2 separate regions of the Homo sapiens genome follow, and region 1 is linked to region 2. A link is a contact called in ENCODE Hi-C data. All regions are on one chromosome and are shown on one strand. The core of a region is the stretch at or near the end of the contact, and the rest is flanking DNA. Distances in the headings are between cores, read along the strand shown. Region 1 holds the start of TMEM233 (transmembrane protein 233). Region 2 holds the start of HSPB8-AS1 (HSPB8 antisense RNA 1).

Region 1 (5,196 bases), core at 239-2,738, 410 kb after region 2:
ATGTACTATTTCATCTTTGTGTGTTCACCCAGCAAGCTATACTAAGCACCTCCCTTGTACCAGGAACTGTGCCAGATGCTGACACAAAGATGAGCCAGATGACCCCTTCTCTCGGGGAGTGTGCAGTCCAATGAGGGAGGCAGATAACAAAATAAGTATGGCTCATGAGATAAGTGAGAATCTCCCAGGCAATCAGCTTATATTCTGAGAAAGCCAAGAAGATGATTAATAGTTTCAAGTATGATGATGTGAGCAATTGCTTTTGACACTGCATGATCAAATTATTTTCATTTCTTTGTGGTCCTGCAGCTCAGAATACCTGGATTTTTGGTGAAATATTAGCAAGGGATATCAAGTTTAGGATACTGTATAATGCACTATATGTTTCAGAATATAAGGAGAAATAGTATGCTAATAATAGCTAATATTTATTGAGCACATGGATTGACCTGGATAATGTACCATCTCATAGAAGAGTCACTACGACTTTATGAGGCAGGGACTATTATTTCCCCTTTTTCAGATGGAGAAATAGGGGCTTAGCAAGATGAAGGGGCTTTCCTGAAGTGACAATTTCCTAGTTCTGTCTGGATTCAAGCTTCAGTTCTGGTCCATACGGCCCTCTCATGAATAGCTTAGACACTGATACAATTGCTTTTCTCACACTAGTCCCCAAAGTGGATACCTTGTTCTTCTTCCCAGCCCACTCATCCATCTAGGTTGCCTAGGCCAGCCTGATCTACCTGCATTTCTCCCCAGGGGTCCTGCAGGTGGAAAAGTGGAAAGAAGAATTCCTTGTTTCCACACTGGGGAGGGCACCTGGACGGGCATGGACCGGGCAGTGCCCACTGACTGACTATACTGGACTCCAGTCTCTTGAGCCCCAAGTAGAATGTGGAAAGCTTTGAGGCCAAAGCTGGGCACCTGGTTCCCACCCCACCTGGGGGAGGGGGTCGGGGGGAGGAGAAATTCCTGGGGCTCAGTGTTCAAGGTCTGAGGCACAGGAGACAAATCAAATGCCCAGGCACCAGACAGTTAAGGTAAAACGTTGAAGTCAAGAGGAAGTAGTGAGTCTGTTGCCAACTGGATAGGGTTGGTCCTGTCCCATCTAAATGTATTAGAATTAAGTGGCTTTTAAAAATGAGCTGGTCATCTTCAGCCCACGGGCTGGCCAATTTGGAACTTAATGGGCCTTTGCGTCCTCCTTCCCTGAGCCTCCTTTTATTCCAGACTTCTCAGTGTGAGTCTGTGCGTCCCTCCGACGATCTCAGGGAGTGGGGTGCCTTCATCTGCCTGTTCCCTGTTCCTCAGGCTGACGCTCCCGCTGTCCTCCCCGCCTCCCCTCACTCCTTTTCTCCCTCCCTTCCTCCTTGTGGGGAGGCTCTTGGCCAGGGTCCCTGAGCCCGGGCGGGTGCTGGCAGAGGACGCAGAAGGGGTGAGGTCACGTCTCCCTTGAGCCCCGAGCCGCTGGCTTTTCAGAGCCTCGCCACAAGCCGGCGGCCAGAGCCCCAGACCACACAGACCGTGCGCTCCTCCGCCCTCCCGGCGCCGCCGGCCTCGCCCATGTCTCAGTACGCCCCTAGCCCGGACTTCAAGAGGGCTTTGGACAGCAGTCCCGAGGCCAACACTGAAGATGACAAGACCGAGGAGGACGTGCCCATGCCCAAGAACTACCTGTGGCTCACCATCGTCTCGTGTTTTTGCCCTGCGTACCCCATCAACATCGTGGCTTTGGTCTTTTCCATCATGGTGAGTGAATCACGGCCAGAGGCAGCCTGGGAGGAGAGACCCGGGCGGCTTTGAGCCCCTGCAGGGGAGTCCGCGCGCTCTCTGCGGCTCCCTTCCTCACGGCCCGGCCCGCGCTAGGTGTTCTTTGTCCTCGCACCTCCTCCTCACCTTTCTCGGGCTCTCAGAGCTCTCCCCGCAATCATCAGCACCTCCTCTGCACTCCTCGTGGTACTCAGAGCCCTGATCAAGCTTCCCCCAGGCTAGCTTTCCTCTTCTTTCCAGCTCCCAGGGTGCGTTTCCTCTCCAACCCGGGGAAGTTCTTCCGTGGACTTTGCTGACTCCTCTGACCTTCCTAGGCACTTGCCCGGGGCTTCTCAACCCTCTTTTCTAGAGCCCCAGTGCGCGCCACCCTAGCGAGCGCAGTAAGCTCATACCCCGAGCATGCAGGCTCTACGTTCCTTTCCCTGCCGCTCCGGGGGCTCCTGCTCTCCAGCGCCCAGGACTGTCTCTATCTCAGCCTGTGCTCCCTTCTCTCTTTGCTGCGCCCAAGGGCACCGCTTCCGCCACTCTCCGGGGGGTCCCCAGGCGATTCCTGATGCCCCCTCCTTGATCCCGTTTCCGCGCTTTGGCACGGCACGCTCTGTCCAGGCAACAGTTTCCTCTCGCTTCTTCCTACACCCAACTTCCTCTCCTTGCCTCCCTCCGGCGCCCCCTTTTTAACGCGCCCGAGGCTGGCTCACACCCACTACCTCTTTAGGCCTTTCTTAGGCTCCCCGTGTGCCCCCCTCACCAGCAAAGTGGGTGCGCCTCTCTTACTCTTTCTACCCAGCGCGTCGTAGTTCCTCCCCGTTTGCTGCGCACTGGCCCTAACCTCTCTTCTCTTGGTGTCCCCCAGAGCTCCCAGGCGCCCCTCCACCGCTCTGTCCTGCGCCCGGGGCTCTCCCGGGAATGAACTAGGGGATTCCACGCAACGTGCGGCTCCGCCCGCCCTCTGCGCTCAGACCTCCCGAGCTGCCCGCCTCTCTAGGAGTGGCCGCTGGGGCCTCTAGTCCGCCCTTCCGGAGCTCAGCTCCCTAGCCCTCTTCAACCCTGGTAGGAACACCCGAGCGAACCCCACCAGGAGGGCGACGAGCGCCTGCTAGGCCCTCGCCTTATTGACTGCAGCAGCTGGCCCGGGGGTGGCGGCGGGGTGAGGTTCGTACCGGCACTGTCCCGGGACAACCCTTGCAGTTGCGCTCCCTCCCCCACCGGCTCACCTCGCCTGCAGCTGGGCCACGGAACTCCCCGGCCACAGACGCAGAGCCCTGATTCAGCGCTGTGAAAATCGCTAGCCACCCGTCCCCCATCAAGTCCGCCCACACTTGCCCACGGGTGGTGGCACCATATTCGATTCGTGGGCACCTGCAAGGCTCCATTTGCACCCGTAACTTGCCCTTTCCCAAACCCGGTTTGTGGACAGCGTCTGCACCGATATGAAAGCGTGCAGCCGCTGAAGTTCAGACAAGTCTGTATTCAAATCCCAATTCTCCCACTTTCTAGCTGTGTGATCTCTGAAGTCACTGCATCTCTGAACCTCAGTCTCTTTGTAAAACCAGAATAATCATAGCCATGTTTCTTGGGGTTGTTGGGAGCATTCATGACATAAATAATTGTAAAGTGCTTAGAACAGTGACCAGCACGGTATCTTTACAAAATCTTTACTCAAATGTCACTTCATGAGGCCTTCTGTGATTACTGTTTAAAATCAGGACCCCCATCCACCCACCCCGCGCAAGCTCTGTTCTTCCTTCCCTGCTACCTTTTGACCAAATTACTTCTCTCCATCTGATATAGTATTTTAATTATTTGTATGTTTACAGTCTGTGTCCCTCTCATTAGAATATAAGCTCCATAAGGGCAGGAATATTTGTTGGTTCCTGTATCTTCAGCATCTAGAAGAAAATGTGGCACGTGGTAGATGCTTAATAAGTATCATGAAATGAATGCATGCATGAATGAATGGTGTGGATGAATCATTAACCTTTTTTTCCCATCCTGGAGGCCCGGAAGCCGTCGCATCCGGTTCCTTCCGACCAACCAGCCAATTTCCTCCCTTCCTTCCTCTCCCCATATATCCGGTCTTGACTTTTTTTGCCGAGAGTCTGGAAACAATGCTGCAGCCAAATTCTCCAGGCAGCAGCAGACTGTCTGGCTGGCACTGGTGCCCACATTCTATCCTGCTTTATTAATGAAGCAGCCAATTCACTCCTTTCCCAGTGCCACTTAGAAAACTGCCTGCAAAGGCTTTTTCCCTCATTGGTCTGAAATGAGCTGGCACTCCAGATGGTAGTGACAGGTCAGATATTAATGATGCTGCTTGGTATGCCCTGGGAGATGAGGTTTGCACATGCTTTGAATTGAAACTTCCTTTTCTAATCCCCTCTTCCCCATTCCCTCCCCCACTGGAGACAGTTTACTATGGACAAGTTTGTATCTTTTTTTTTTTTTTTTTTTTTTGAGACGGAGTCTTGCTCTGTCACCCAGGCTGGAGTGCAGTGGCACAATCTCGGCTCACTGCAACCTCCACCTCCCGGGTTCAAGCGATCCTTCCACCCCAGCCACCCCAACCAGCTGGGACTACAGACGCCGGCCACCACGCCCGACTAATTTTTGTATTTTTAGTAGAGACAGGGTTTGACCATGTTGCCCAGGCTGATCTCAAACTCCTGACCTCAAGTGATCTGCCCGCCTCAGCCTCCCAGAGTGCTGGGATTACATGGGTGAGCCACTGCGCCCGGCCAAGTTTTGTACCTTTTTAAAGCCTTGGTTTCTTCATCTATAAAATGGGAATGTGAAAGCTGTTTTAAGTTGAGCAAAACTGTTGTAAGGATGAAACAAAACAAAGCATTCTAGTTCTTAGCACTATGCTAGGTACATGCAATAATTGTCAGACAGATGTATAGATTTGGAACCTGGAGATATCATGTTACATATAAAAACAAACAGAAATTCTAAACAGTGTGTCCTACACCCTTCCTGTTGCACTGGAAGTCTTTTCCCATTGATATATAGTGCAGCTCTGGACTTGATCAGTTTCATCACAAGGACTCCAAAGGACAAAGGACAAAGAGGAAGAGGAAGGATGTGCAGTAGAAAGGTGGGAGACCAATTCTGCCAGGCGTTTGCTTCCCCTAGGGTCTCTTGTGATGTTCAGTCCTGGCAATTTTCAACTCTCACTTCTCTGTAATTTATGATTTGTGGTGCCCTCAATGATTTGGGGTGTTACTGGCATTTGGTGGAAAAAGCCGAAGTACTAATGTCTGCCATGCTAGGGGCTGTCCCCCAGTGAAGAATGGGCACATTCCCAATACCAAGACCATCCCAATGAAGAAGCACTGTAGGATGATGCAAATTGATATAAACATGGATGTGTGGAACATACTGACAAGGCTCAAAATAATTAGTTTCCAGAATGGTAAAAAAAAAAAG
Region 2 (5,127 bases), core at 1,677-4,176:
AGTTCATTTAGGAAGTTTATTTTGCCGAGGTTGAGGACACTCCCATGACACAGCCTCAGGAAGTCCTCCTGTCACATGCCCAAGGTGGTCTGGGCACAGCTTAATTTTATACATTTTAGAGAGACATGAGACATCAATCAATATATGTAAGAAGTACATTGGTTCGATCTAGAAATGCAGGACAACTTGAAGCAGGGAGGGGTTTTCCAGGTCACAGGTAGGTGAGAGACAAATGGTCGCATTCTTTTGAGTTTCTGATTAGCCTTTCCAAAGGAGACAAACAGATAATGCATCTATGTCAGTGAGCAGAGGGCTGCCTTTGAATAGAATGGGGGGTAGGTTGGCCCTAAACAGTTCCCAGCTTGACTTTTCCCTTTAGCTTAGTGATTTGGGGGCCCCAAGATTTATTTTCCTTTCACATTCTATGACCTGGAACACAAGGAATTAGTATTATTATTGTCGTCGTTATTGTTATAGTGTCAGGCATCCAGGAAGGCCCCAATAAATAATGAATAATAGATGCTCTTTGAAACCTGGGTTCAGATCCCAGCACTGCTGTTCACTAGCATGGCGGATGTGGACGAGAAAGTCTTCATCCCTCTGAGCCTCATTTCTCCTATTTGCAGAATGGAGACCATAATAATATCTGTCCTGTAAGGGTGTAGGAAAGATTAAACATATGCAGACTATCTATGATAATATATGCGGAGTGTCTATAAAATGGAGCTAATAATAGTGCTTGCCTGGCACTCTGTAAACAGACCGATTATCACCATTCCTTCTGTCCTTGTTTTAATTAGGGTCTTAGATGCTTCTAGCCCAAGTCCAAGGGTCGACTCCACCCTGTGGTCCCTCTAGGAGACCCTCTGTCCAGCCTGGAGGGTTTTTCACCATCCTCTTTTGTAGGTGCTTCATAACAGGTGGGGTCTGGCAGCTCCATGTTGAGATCTCAGCTAAGTATCTTACTAATCCAGAGGCTTTGGGTGAGTCATGCAGTCTCAATTTCCACGTCTGTAAAATGGGGTCATTGGGAGCTTAAATAAGACAAAGACAAAGCTTTTCAGACATGCAATTAGTGACATCGGCTAGACAAAATCCAAATTCCCTGAGAGTCCATACAAGGGCTTTCATAAAAGGGGTTTAAAAATAAAATTGATATCAGGAGCTCTATTTAAGAAGCAACTTTCGGGCCGGGTGCGGTGGCTCATGCCTGTAATCCCAGCATTTTGGGAGGCCAAGGCGGGAGGATCGCTTAAGGTCAGGAGTCTGAGACCAGTCTGGTCAACATGGCGAAACCCCGTTCTACTAAAAATACAAAAATTAGCCGGGTGTGGTGGTGAGCGCCTGTAATCCCAGCTACTCAGGAGTCTGAGGCAGGAGAATCGCTTGAACCTGGGAGGTGGAGGTTGCAGTGAGCTGAGACCGTGCCACTGCATTCCAGCCTGGGCAACAAGAAAGAAATTCTGTCTCAAAAAAAATAAAAAATAAAAATAAATAAAAAGCAATTTTCAAGGGAAGTTGGAAGTCAGATCCAGTTTCCCACCCTATACCACAAAATGACAAATCCGTTCCTCCACAAGCACGTGCTAAAGGCCTACATGTGGTGGCTCAGTGGTTCCTCACAAGGACCTCCTAGGAAGTGTGGGTAGGTTTGTTAACCCCATTATACAGATAAGGAAGCCGAGGCCCAGAGAAAGTAACTCACCTGAGATTACCCACTTCTCCCTGGCAGTGTCTGACATTCAATGTCAGGCCTCTCTGGCTGGTTCTGAGTCAGGATGGCTGGATCTACTTCTGGCGGTGTGGCCCTGAGCAAATCCCACAGCCTCTGGAGCCTCAGTTTTACTGTTGGTCTTATGAAGAGGTAGACAAGATCAGAATTTACCAATGTACTTCAAGCTGTTACTAGGCATCTAGAAACAGGAGCAGGAGAGTTCAAGGTCTTGTATGGTGCCAGTAAAAACAAAATTATAAACAGGTCTTCTCACTGCAGGACTTATCAGAGCCTTTAAGTCACTAATGTAGTTTATGAATCTCTAAGAGGCAGCCCTATCTTATCTGACCACGTATGAGTGTCTCATTCAAGGAAGTGTTTGGAAAATGCTGGACTAGACAATTTCCAGCAAGCCTCAGATTCCCCTACCCCCATCCTGCAACCACCAGCCAAGAAATGTTCCCTTCATGGGCCACTGGGCCAGACCCTGGCTAAGATAGAGACTGGAAAGCCCCAAGGCCTTATTTCCACCCCTTCTCCTTAGTCCCAGGGACTCTGCCTTCCCTGGAAACAGCACTTTCTTTCTTTAGCTGGGCCAATAGTGTTCCACCTACATTTCTCTGAGGCATGTTGAAAAAAGCATGTCTGCAAGGGGTTTCTGACTTCTCCTAGCCTCTGGATGTATTTCTAAAAATCATAATAATTACTTTTTTCAGTTTACAAAAATAAAATGTCTTCATGATAAAATATGTAGTTAGGAAAGCAAAATAAGAAATTAAAAATCACTCATAATCCTTAAGCTGCCCCAATCTAAGTAGGCAAATGATAAGCAAATTGAGTTTCAAGATGATCCTCCTAGCAACACTCTCTTTAAATGAGGTTAACCCCACCTCCAGGCCCCTCTTTTGGAAATCTTGGAGCTTTCCCTGCTCAGAGATCCTCCCTTCCCTCACCCCAATACCCTATTTTCAGAGCAGACAGAGGCACCTAGTTTCTGAGGAGCAGTCTTTTCCCCAAACATCAAAATAAACCACAAGTGTTTACCTTCACATGGTACTTTTACAACTTCCAAAGCCATTCTGTGACTCGCTTTCATTTGCTTCCTACGGTAACCCGGTAAGATAGGTGTCGTCATTCCCATTTCAGAGAAGAATAAACTGAGGCTCAGAGAAACTTAGAGATGTGCCAGGAAATGTCAGAGTAGAGACTTAAGTCCAACACCCAATATTCCAGAACCTGTCTGCCTGCTTTTGAATCTTTGCACCAGTCACTTCCAAGCTGTGTGACCTTGGATACAGCACTTAACCTCTCTGAACTTCGGGTTTCCTATCTACAAAATGACAATAATGAAAATGCCTGCTTATATTATTATTTTACTATTATTATTTAAGGTTGTTGCAAAAATTAAAGGAGTTGATACAGATAAGGTGCTTAGAACAGTGGCTGACACCAAGGAAGCGCTATATTACTTGCTATTATTATTTATATTATCAGTTTTTATTCCCAGGACACCAGCATGCAGGAGGATTCTAGGATGCAAAAGGGCTGAGTCAGAGGCACTGGCCTGTCCCCAGGGGAAGCAGGTCTCCCGGCGCCCTGGCTGTGGGGAGGGTACCAAAGAACAGACAGTGCTCTTCTGGGCACAGGCCTGTGCTAGAGCCAGGCAGTTGGTGGTCATGGAGTTGGCAGCACAAGGTAGACTCTTTAAGCGGCCACACATTCACAGGATAGCATGTTCTGGTTAGCCAGACACTCCAGTTTAAAATGAATTTCTTTTGCTGAGAGCAATTTAGGAACATAGATTAAGCCTTAGAAATTCTGGAAGTTGCATTAGTCCTCAGTTAATCCTAAAGAAGTCATAGGGCGGCCTGGTGTGAGGTTCTAGCTACAAGAATGTTCAGGGCCACGAAGTTCTCGCCAACGTTGGAAACTCTTCAGCACCCCAAAGTAGGGGATTGGTTAAATTAGCTCTTATGTATTCCTCAATAGAACACTGCAGCCATTAAAAATTATGTTGTCAAAGAATATTTGGTAATATGGAAAAGTAATTATAATGTGTTAGCAAGAGAGAAAAATAAGTTCCAAACATAATGCAGAGAACTATCCCATTTGATAGAATACTGATATACATGGATACTATGTAACATTTACACATTTCTGAGAAACATAGAAAAGTCGGAACATATAAAAGATATTATTAATAGCTTCCGTGGGGTGACAGGATTATAAGTAGTTTTGATGGCTTTTTTTTTTAATTTTTTCTTTTGTTATTGTTGTTTTTTTTAAATTTAGAGACCAGATCTCACTCTGTTGCCCAGGCTGGAGTGCAGTGGTGCATTATAGCTTACTGTAACCTCAAACTCCTGGGCTCAAGCAATCTTCCCACCTCAGCCTCCCAAATAGCTAGGACTACAGGCACACACCATCACACCTGGATAATAATAATAATAGTAATTATTATTATTATTTTGAGACAGAGTCTCACCCTTTTGCTGGGCTGGAGCGCAGTGGCGCGATCTCGCCTCACTGCAACCTCTGCCTCCCGGGTTCAAGCAATTCTCCTGCCTCAGCCTCCCAAGTAGCTGGGACTATAGGCACGTGCCACCATGTCCAGCTAATTTTTGTATTTTTAGTAGAGACGGAGTTTCACCGTGTTGGCCAGGAAGGTCTCGATCTCTTGACCTCGTGATCCACCTGCCTCGGCCTCCCAAAGTGCTGGGATTACAGGCATAAGTCACCACGCCCTGCCTATTATTATTATTATTATTATTTTTAGAAACAGTGCCTCTCTATGTTGTCCAGGCTGGTCTCAAACTCCTGGCCTCGAGTCATCCTCCTGTCTCAGTCTCCCAAAGTGCAGACATTATAAGAGTGAGCCACTATGCCCGGCCTATTTTCTGCATTTTCTAACATACACATGCACTATCTTAAAGCACAAAAAAAGCTATTAACAAAGAAATAATTAAAAGTAATTAGCTATAAGTTGTCAGTTTAAAAAAATCTGGACTGCTATATTCAACAAAGTTGTTTACATTCTAGATTTCAAGGCCCCTCAGAAGCACCTCCCTGTGTAAATGAGGGTTCTTGCCTCCAGAAGGTGGCCCCACAAATGAGGAGTGAAAAGTAACAGCCGAATGGCCCCACTGTTGTACTAATCTTGTTTGTTTAAAGAGAAACTACAGACACTCTCTCTATTAAAGAAAAAAAGAATGAGGAGAGACCGAGAGAATTAGAATGTGCTATATACATTACAAGATCAAAACCAGTTTAGGCCCAAGTCTTCTTGTAATTTCATCTTTTTCCTCCCTGAGGGGGTTGGGAAGCCCTCTCTTACCACAGGTTAAGAGGCGAGAGGTCTGGTGGAATTTCACATCCACAGTGCCCTTAGGAAAAGCTGGGTGTTTTTGGCAGAT

What was found. A loop is a pair of places that touch in the nucleus more often than their neighbours do. Pooled maps may share reads with other maps.
Region 1: a map of psoas muscle shows a loop between it and region 2 (2.7-fold over the local background). The contact joins the promoter of TMEM233 here to the promoter of HSPB8-AS1 in region 2. A Hi-C loop is called at or near these places in 1 of 168 maps with a recorded cell type or tissue (psoas muscle) and 2 of 50 pooled maps.

The regions. Positions count from the first base shown.
Region 1 is chr12:119,592,286-119,597,481 of GRCh38, forward strand. It overlaps TMEM233 (transmembrane protein 233), which reads left to right and starts at 1,489. Exons shown (of 3, transcript NM_001136534.3): 1 at 1,489-1,749. The coding sequence starts at 1,564. All of the region lies in intron 1 of PRKAB1-AS1 (PRKAB1, TMEM233 and CCDC60 antisense RNA 1), which reads right to left. RefSeq lists an enhancer at 1,477-2,050.
Region 2 is chr12:119,181,169-119,186,295 of GRCh38, forward strand. HSPB8-AS1 (HSPB8 antisense RNA 1) reads right to left here and starts at 2,927. Exons shown (of 3, transcript XR_007063482.1): 1 at 2,759-2,927; 2 at 1,706-1,853; 3 at 1-1,034. The region is part of intron 1 of HSPB8 (heat shock protein family B (small) member 8); the gene reads left to right.